2 separate regions of the Homo sapiens genome follow, and region 2 is linked to region 1. The links are chromatin contacts, found by Hi-C in ENCODE. All regions are on one chromosome and are shown on one strand. The core of a region is the stretch at or near the end of the contact, and the rest is flanking DNA. Distances in the headings are between cores, read along the strand shown.

Region 1 (5,729 bases), core at 1,033-3,532:
TTATTCATTATTCATAATAAGGTGGGGCTGTGGTAGGCGGCAGTTTTTTTGCCTCTTTCGCACCTGGTCCGCTGAAGGTTCTCGGCTTGTGAATTATTCACGAGGGGCGGATCAGCGTGCCGAAGGGACGTGCTGAAGGGGCGTTCTGAAGTCTGCCGCGCAAACGAGTTCATTGATGATTCGCAAAAGTTAAGTAGCACCCTGAGTTTTCAGTGGCTTTTCTAGGGGTTCCGTGCTTAATTCATGAGGAGCGTGGCTTTTGCAGCTTTGTCTGCGTGATCCGCGGTTAGCTTTCCCTTGCAGGTACCAGAGTTAAAACCTGGCGTCTAGCAAAGGGATGAGGCCTCCTACATTGTTCATTTCTTATGGCCTGGTAATCCCAGATAATCAGCCGGCTCTGGATTCAAATCCCATCGATCCTTTCCAGTTGTGTGATCTTTGGCAAATCGTTTTGTAAGCCTGAATAATGGGTATGAGGATAACGATAAGATTAGCTTACACTCGTTTAGCTACTTAGCGCATTTAATCTTCACGACAATCCTAGGAGGTAGGTCATTATTACCCCCACTTTATAGATAAGGAAACTGGGACACAGGAAGGCTAAGTAATTTGCCTAAGGTCACACAATCAGTGAGTGGCTGGGCCGGGATTCAAATTGGGGTCTAGTTCCGCAATCTGTAGTCTTAACCAGATGCCATAATGTCTCCCCTCCCCATTCCCCTGCGCCGCCATTTGATAGTACTACTACTACTAATATAACACTTAGCATGTGCCAGGCACTGGTCTAAGCCCTTTCTACTTATTTCTTCATTTAAACTCCATCGCAAGGTAAGTTGCTGTTATTCCTATTTTATGGATGGGGAAGCAGTGGCCCAAGTTGGGGGTTTCTCTAGTGGCTGAGTATTCATAACTAATTTTATATTAATGTAAATATATATTTACATATCTTAACATATTACTTTTATATTAATATATAATATTTTAAAAATTTAACAGTGCCTTGTGCCAGCAATGTTCTAAGGCTCATCCCATAATTTATATTCTCTGATTTTCTTTTGTTTGAGACGGAGTTTCTCTCTTGTCGCCCAAGCTGGAGTGCAATGGCGCGATCTCGGCTGACTGCAACCTCTGCTTCCCGAGTTCAAGCGATTCTCCTGCCTCAGCCTCCCCAGTAGCTGGGATTACAGGCGCCCGCCAACATGCCCAGCTAATTTTTGTATTTTTAGTAGAGACAGGGTTTCACCATCTTGGCCAGGCTGGTCTCCAATTCCTGACCTCAGGTGATCCACCCGCCTCGGCCTCCTAAAGTGCTGGGATTACAGGCGTCATCTGATTTTCATAATAACACATTACTATCCTCATTTTACAGTTGTGGAAACTGAGGCACCTGCCAAAGACATGTAGTGAGTTTGGGTTTGATTGGACCAAGGCAGCCCTTGTTCCTGAGGCGGGGAGAATGGAGGGAGGCGTGGAGAGGGGAGGTGGGGGCAGGGAGTACACGTCCCCTGGGTTTTCTGGTGGCACTGCAGTGACATCTTTCATTATTCATGAACAGGAAGGCGTGCTCACTTTGCCTTGGCTATAGCATCGTAATCCCTATTTGCTGGGCAGGGCAGTCTTGGGTGTTTCTTCGCCTTATGCATAATTCATAAATTGGGTGGAACCTTTCTTGACCTCTCTGAGTTTCCAGGTTGAGCTACTGCAGCAGCATAATTCATTATTCAGGACCTGGGAGAGTGTGTTTTCCCTGCAGCAGCCCCATTTCCCTGCTTACAGTGTATTAGATGCAGCAATAGGCGGGCGTGCCCCTTTTATTCCAACCCACTGGGCCTCATGCATTATTCATGAGTAAGTTGTGGCCTGGGTCTCCTTGGCTTCCGGGCCCCTGCAAGATCATCATTATTCATGAATGGGGGTGTGTGGCTTCCATGTTTTAACATCTGCTTTCTGGTTGCTGGTTGTTAGTCTACCAACCACTCAACTTCATGCATAACTTATAATCAGGAAGCATGGCCTTAACGGTTTTTCTTCGCTTCCTTGACAGCCTGGCTGCAACAATTCATTCATTAGTCGCATTCCATGAGGCGTGGCCTCTGTTTTACCTGTTTTCGTTGTTACTGCCACAATGTCCACCAGGTGGTGCTGTTCCACTTCTAACCGAATGAATCGCAACCGAGTAGGGAACTTTATGCATGATTCATAAGTAGGCGCGGCCCGCTTGCATCCGGGTTTCTGGGGGTGGGGCCCAAGGTTTTGTTCCGGCCCCAGGCTCAGCGTCCGCCATCTTGTGTCGGCGGCTCGGCTGTAAGGAGGTGGCAGGGACAACCACAACCACAACGGCCGGGGGAGGAGAAGGCGGCAGCGGCGATTCTAGGCGGCCCAGGCGGCGGGGAGGAGGAGAAGGAGGAGGGTGGCGGCCGGGCTTGGCTTCGGCTCCTTGAGGAGTTGGCGGCGGCGCGACCCGGGGAACCGGCATTGGTAAAAAAACGTCCTTTCACTGCGCCTCGCCCTGGGCAGGGGTTTCGGGGAGGCACTGGAGGGCCCTGAGCCACGCTGCTGTCGGGGCGGGCCGCGGTGACTCGGGAGCCAGGAATCAGCGGAGTAGGGAGGGGGAGCGGATCCTGGGGCGGGGCCGACTTTCCCCGGCCAGGACCACTCCGGCTCCCTCTGGTTGCAAAATCTGACCTTGGAGTCGGACCCCCAGGATGTGCTTTTAGAGACTCACGCCCAACATCTCTAGTCTGGGACCTGACTCCGTCCCGAACCTTGTATCTCAGATCAGAACTCTTCCCCAGTCTCCAATAGAGATTTACGTGGATCAGCATTGCTGATCAGAGCTCCTCACCATTGAATGCCGTTAAAGACCTGCCCCAGAATCTCCTTTGAGACACTTCCTAGCTTCTCAGTATTTGTCCTCAAGGCTTCCAGGACGGGCTAGATCTCGAAGGGGTCCATAGGCCCTTTATCTCTGTAAGAGAGTCCTCTTTAGCATTTTCCTTCAGACCCCCATCCCACACACATGCTAGCCGCGCTCAGAGCTTCCAGGGGTACTAGACCCTGTGAAAGGCCATTTGGGCCTGGCCTTTGTGTCGGGGGCCCCTCTTCGCCACACGTCAGGTCTCCTAACCCCACCCTGGCCCTAGCATCTTCCATCAGAGACTCTGCCCAGTATTTCTACTCAGAGACCCCTCTTACCATCTGCCTTGAGAGACTCTTCAATTCCTAGACTCTGTCCTTTGACACTTTCTCTACTTTTATGGAATTTCTCGCTTTTTATACTTCCAGTATTCAGAGACTACTGAGAGGCCTCAGCATCTTCCCCATCAGGCACCTTGAACCCCCAGAGCCTTCCAGTGCACCAGATACCAGGGAGGAACTGTTTGGATACATAATCCTCCATCAAAGAGCCCCTGCGAGCATCTGCTCTTGCAGATCCCGTTGGCTTCTAGCCCCTTCCATCAGAGACTCGCCTCCCCAACCCCACCCTAGACCCAGCCTCTGCCTTCAAAAACCAACCTGGGTTCTAGCTGCTTTTTTCACAGATCCCTTATCCTCACATCAGGCCTCAGAATCTGCCCTCAGATCGTTTCAAGGTCCCTAACGTCTGCAGTCAGGGGTTTTCAGCTTCTGCTTTCAGCCTCCTTGGACCCCAGGATCATTGTCAGATGTCCCTTCCCCCCACAGGCCTTCTTGTTTTCTTTTTCTTTTTCTTTTTTCCGAGACAGAATTGTTTCACTATGTCGTCCAGGCTGGAGTGCAGTGGCGCCATCTCAGCTCACTGCAACCTCCACCTCCTGGGTTCAAGCGATTCTCCTGCCTCAGCCTCCCGAGTAGCTGGGATTACAGGCATGCACCACCACGCCTGGCTAATTTTTTGTATTTTTAGTAGAGATGGGGTTTCACCATATTGCCCAGGCTGGTCTCGAACTCCTGACCTCAGGTGATCCACCTGCCTCGGCCTCCCAAAGTGCTGGGATTGCAGGCGTGAGCCACCGCGCCTGGCCATGGCCCTCTTGTTTTCTACTGCAGTAGAAAACCCTCTTCTCAGCATCTACCTTCAGCGCCTCCATGGGGTCCTACATAATTGGTCAGAGAAACCCAACCCCATTTGGGGACCTAGCCAGTGTTTGCTTATTAACCTTTTTAAGGCCTGCACTATCTGGGCCCAGCTTCCCGTTTCCACACCCTCAGAGCAGCTGTGATACCTAGCATGTCCTGTCAGAGATTGACACAGGGCCTTTGTGTTCCATTAGAAACCTCTCCCAGCCCCTCACCATCCACCCTCACAGCCTCCTGGGACTCTGTAGTAGGAATGTCAGATACACCTCTCCTCTTGCATGTCCCTATCTATTATTTTTGGTTAAAGATTTCTCTCTGCTACCAGCATCTGTCTCCAGAGTCCTCCAGAGCCTCAACATCCTCCTGATGGAGGCTGCCTCTCCCCCCAGACCCCAACATCTTCCTGCTGCCTCCTCAGACTCTAGAATCCCCCACCCATTCCCTTTGCAGCTTCCATGGGGCCCAGCAACTGTCCTCCTACCTCCTTGCAGCCTTGGGGGCCTCCACTGCAATTTTTCAGCCTTTCTCCAAAAGATCCTTTTCCAGAGATCCGAATTTGAGTCTTTTCCTAATACCCTAGCCTAGTCCTTTCCCTCCCAGGACTTCTAACATCTCCTTTCCCATTTGTCTCAGAGCCTCCTTGCTCTTAGACACCCACTTCCTGATTCTCCTCTCACGTTCCCATGGACTTCTCAGTTAACCCCTCCCAGAAAGCTTGACATGCTCCAGCCCCCCTTCTCTATGCCCTAGCTTCTCCATCCTGCTAACCTGCCTCCTCTCACACCTCCAAGACTCCTCCCTCAAACCCTCTGGTTTGGGAATAGAGAATGCTTACGCTTGAAAATCTTCAGTTTGGAGACTCAGGTATGTTTAGAAACTAAGCCACAGCTCAGCTTTGCCAAACAGTTCACAGTGTGTATGTTATGGTGGGGGCCTGAGCAAATGTTGAGGTAGGAAGGGTGTAGATTGTTTTTCTGCTGGGGGTGGGGGATCTTTAGCTCCTCTGCAGAGTTTCTGTCCCAGACTCCTGCTTGCCTTGAGACAGGGCTGTTCCAAACCTTTGCAGTCAAAATCCACTTGAACAATCATCTGAAACTTCTTAGACTCTTGCTGCCTGCACTGGGGATCCAGAGGTGAAATGTCCAGATATTAAAGTGCTCTCTGGCCCTGGATCATCTCTAATTTATGGAGTGAGGAAATGGCATGTCCCAAACAAACTGACCAATGACAAGGCAAGGAGATAACTAAGTAATAGAGGCCACTACACGTGCCCAGGGAGGAACTCACATCCTCAGGTCAGTGAGTTCTGACCACAGACCTTGGCTTCTTTAACCCTGCCAGCAGCCCCTTGAAGACAGTTTCATTTGTCCCAGCTTTTGGAGAAAATGAGGCTCAGAGGAAATGAGATCTCTACCCCAGGTCAGTCAGAGAGTCAGTAAATGGAAAATATGGTTCACCTTTGTCTCTACTAACTCACCAAGCCTCTTGCTACCCAGGTTGGCTCTTAGCATTCTAAGCAATTCACCTGGCTATCTCAGGGGCTCCAGCCAGCCTGCTGCCTCCCCTCATCTCCCATTCCTTAGCCCTGTGGACTGGGCCCTGAGCCCAGGGGCATTTGGCAAACAGTCCCCCACCAGCTGCATGCCTCTGGGCGAGTGAATGGGGTTCTC
Region 2 (3,783 bases), core at 1-2,500, 1.3 Mb after region 1:
CTCAGAAACCCCCATTCAAGGTCCCCATTAGAGCTCAAACTGGCTCAGGAAATCCTTTTCCCAAGTCCTGAATCCCGTTCCTGGGACAGGGAGGGTCTCAAGGAGTCCCATCCCCCACCACCAGCACCCTCCGGAGCCTCCCACCCACACCTGAATTCACTTCCTGGGATCAGGGTACAAAAAGGACCTCCCCATACACGCCATTCCATTCCCCACTAGTGCTAAAATGTCTCCAAGGAACCCCGAGCCCCCTCCCAGGACCCCTACTCATATCTCAGGCCCCCAGGAACACCATCCCCGCAGCCCACGCTCCCTCCTCACCTACCTGCTCCTCTCAGCTCCTGAAGTGGCCGCAACTCAGACTCAGGTTCGGGCACCCTCTCGGCTGCCTAGGCTCCTGCTCTGGAGCGGTACTTTTTTTTTTTTCCTGAGAAGAAATGTTAATTTTAATTTCGTTTCCCTCCTTCTGGCCCTGGGCGGGGGAAGAGGTGGAGAAGGGGCGCCCCCTATCTGGACCCACTTGGAGGGAGACAGCGGTTTGTTTGTGTGTTGATGGTGGGGGAAATGGCCTGAAAGATTGAGGGTGTAGACCCACAGCTAGAGAGAGTGACAGGCAGACAGAGGGGATGGACTCACAGAGCAGACGGACAGCAGGATGGGATGGATGGCAGAAAAAGGTGCAGAGAGGAGACAGAGAGAGAGTAGGAGAACTGAAGTTACAAAGAAAGCAGGCATGAGAAACAGCACAGGAACAGACAGACCACAGAAGGGACAGAAAGACAGATGGGCGGGAGGAGGGGATGCTAGGGGAGCTTGGAAGACAGGCAGAGACAGGGAGAAAGGGACACACAGGCAGACTCAGAAACAAACAGGTGGGTAGGGATAGGCTCGTGGAAACACCTGCAGAAAGGCAACAGGCAATTGGGCTCAGTCATAGACAGGAGACACAGGCTGGCCAAGAGGTGGGGGACAGAGCCAGACAGCTCCCCAAACAGAGGGTAGGACCAGACACACCAGCTCAGAGAGATGAAGGGGCAGAGAGAGTGGTTGAGGCAGAGAGACTCCTGGAGGGACAGGAGAAAAGAGGCAGAGAGAGGCAGATTCAGGCAGAGAGGCCTGGGGACAGCAGGGGAACAGGTGCAGGGGTAGTAGCCAGGCTATTCCAGGCAGACCTCAGGCAGACAGCCTAGGCACGAGAGGACCCTAGATCTTGGGGGCCCCCAGAGGGAGGCAGGGAGGGCATTTGTGGCTGGGTGGGGAATGTGGACTGTGAACTCACACTGTCCGCAAACTGGGCGGGCACTGTAGTCCTGGACCCCACCCCAAGCGTGGGGTGGGGCTTGTCCAAGCCCTGAGAAGTCCCACTATCTGTCTGTCCGTCTGTCTTCTATGGGAGTCCGTCTGTTCACTCCCCTCCAGGCATATGACAGGCATGCCTGTCCCAGGCAAGCCACGTGTCCGCTACAGGATGTCAGGCAGGGTGGACTTGGGGTCTGGGACCACCTCGACTGGGCTGCTTGAAGCCCAGGTGGACAAGAGGCCTCTGTCTGGGCCCCTCGCCCGCCTGCCCACCCCCGACAGGGAACACAGAATTCCCGGAAAGGCCAGGAGCTGGCTGGGGCTTCAAAGCTGGCCTAGATGCCCTCACCCCACCCACAGTTGGAGGAGGACAAGGGATGGGGCGTTTACTTCCCCACAGCGGGAGAGAGACTCCTGCACACTCAGGAATCGCAGCTACACAACAGGACCCATCACAGCCCCATCAAGGGGCTCAGATACGGGGGCCAACTCGCCATCACTCACAGAGGTGCACAAAGACTCACAGCCACACAAGAGAATAAAGACTGACAGACATGAACACACACAGACTCACCACTGCACGTTAAGAGCAATGGCTCATGGGACAGTCACACACGTGGCCACACAGAGTGACGATAGTCTTACAGCTATCAATACCGACAGGCTCAGAGCCGCTCACAGAGAGCACAGACTAACACAGGGATAGGCTTGTGCCGATTTCCAGACACTCGAGACTCCTGAACCTCACCGCCCGTGGACCCACAGCCATGCCAAAGACAATCAACAGGCAAATCACACACACAGATTCACAGCCACACACAGAGCACACAATTACACACAGCTGATGACATTGTGTGTGGGTCCTGGGTCTTTCCCACACACACGATCCAGGTTCAGATGGCCCTGGATCTGAACCTGAATCCAGGTTCAGATGACCCTGGAGGCAAACTTCCAGGTTCAAGCCCTAAAATGATATCTCTGTGTATGTGAACTTGAATGTGCACTTGTGACCACATGTAACCACATACAGCTCCAGTCACAGAGAGAGGCACTCATAGGCTGACATGATTTTTGTACAAACAGAAAAGCCATAGTCTCCTTCTCTCTCTCTCTCCTCTCTCTCTCTCTCTCACACACACACACACACACAACTGCATTTCAGCAAATGGCTGCACACAGCCGTGTACACACACAGCTAGTCACAAATCAAGTCAGAAAAGAAACATATAGGGAAAGCATATACCTGCACACAAACACAAAGCACAGGAATGCAGAGTACGCTTACTATCGTTGCAAAGAAAAAATCCAGAAACCACACTGAAAGCTACACAAGGAAAAAACAAGAGAACCAGATAGTACTCATACCATGGCACCAGAAGAAACACCCCGAGGGCACACATACCTGCAGCCACTCGCTAAGAAGAGACACAAATACAGCAGCAGACACACAAAGAAAGATACGTGCGCATAGATACACATATAGGAGGGACAAGTACTCTGACACACTTGTCACCCACGACCATTACAAAGGAGACAAACACCCAAGCAACACACACACACAACAACATATAGATGAACTGCACCGACAGACAGTACCAATGCACACGGTTGCCAAAAAAAAAAAAAAAAAAAAGGTATGAGTTGGGCCGGGTGCAGTGGTTCATGCCTGTAATCCCAGCACTTTGGGAGGCCAAGGTGAGTGAATCATGAGGTCAGTAGTTCGAGACCAGCCTGGCCAACGTGGCGAAACCCCGTCTCTACTAAAAATACAAAAAAAATTAGCTGGGCGTGGTGGCGGGTTCCTGTAATCCCAGCTACTCGGGAGGCTGAGGCAAGAGAATTGCTTGAACCTGGAAGGCGGAGGTTGCAGTGAGCCAAGATCGCGCCACTGCACTCCGGCCCAAGCGACAGAGTGAGACTCCATCTCAAAAAAAAAAAAAAAAAAAAGCACAAGTTTGGCAGGCGGCCATAGACAGAACGCAGCACCAGGCAAGTTACATAGGAAGACGCAGGCACAGCTCACATACGTGTGGCTGTGGCTGAGAACGGGCAGGTGAGATACACTCAGCATATTCACACACACGTGCGCACACACTCCTGCCCAACCTCCTCCAGCCTCTGTCTCCTTTCCTATCTACTCTGATTTCTCTCTCCCCTCATACCCCTCCCCCACCCAGAGCCATTACACATCTGTGCTACCAGCTGGCCAGGGAAAGAGACACCTGTCACTAGAGGCTTTGACCCAGATGGCTAAAGGTCGGGGGGTGGGGGGGATGCAGGTATCCATATTTCAAGTCTGAAGTGTCCCGTCCAAATAACTAGCATACTTTATTTGGATTTAAAAAAAAAAAAAAAAGACAACCCCCCTCCCCTCTGCATCCATTCGCCGCCTCCCTGCCACAGCCTCCTGCTCTGATTGCTCCCCTTCCCTCCCAGGGCCTGCCTCTACTGGCCTTCCAACATGGACCAACACAGGGCTACCAG

What was found. Hi-C counts contacts between places; a loop is a spot of excess contacts on that map. Pooled maps may share reads with other maps.
Region 2: a loop to region 1 is called in a pooled map, with 3 times the contacts of the local background. The contact joins the promoter of SLC38A5 here to the promoter of UBA1 in region 1. A Hi-C loop is called at or near these places in 2 of 37 single-sample maps with no recorded cell type and 8 of 50 pooled maps.

What each region holds. Positions count from the first base shown.
Region 1 is chrX:47,191,547-47,197,275 of GRCh38, forward strand. It overlaps UBA1 (ubiquitin like modifier activating enzyme 1), which reads left to right and starts at 2,283. Exons shown (of 26, transcript NM_003334.4): 1 at 2,283-2,478. RefSeq lists silencers at 2,123-2,311, 2,406-2,555 and an enhancer at 2,186-2,365.
Region 2 is chrX:48,469,010-48,472,792 of GRCh38, forward strand. It overlaps SLC38A5 (solute carrier family 38 member 5), which reads right to left and starts at 1,251. Exons shown (of 17, transcript NM_033518.4): 1 at 1,173-1,251; 2 at 326-427.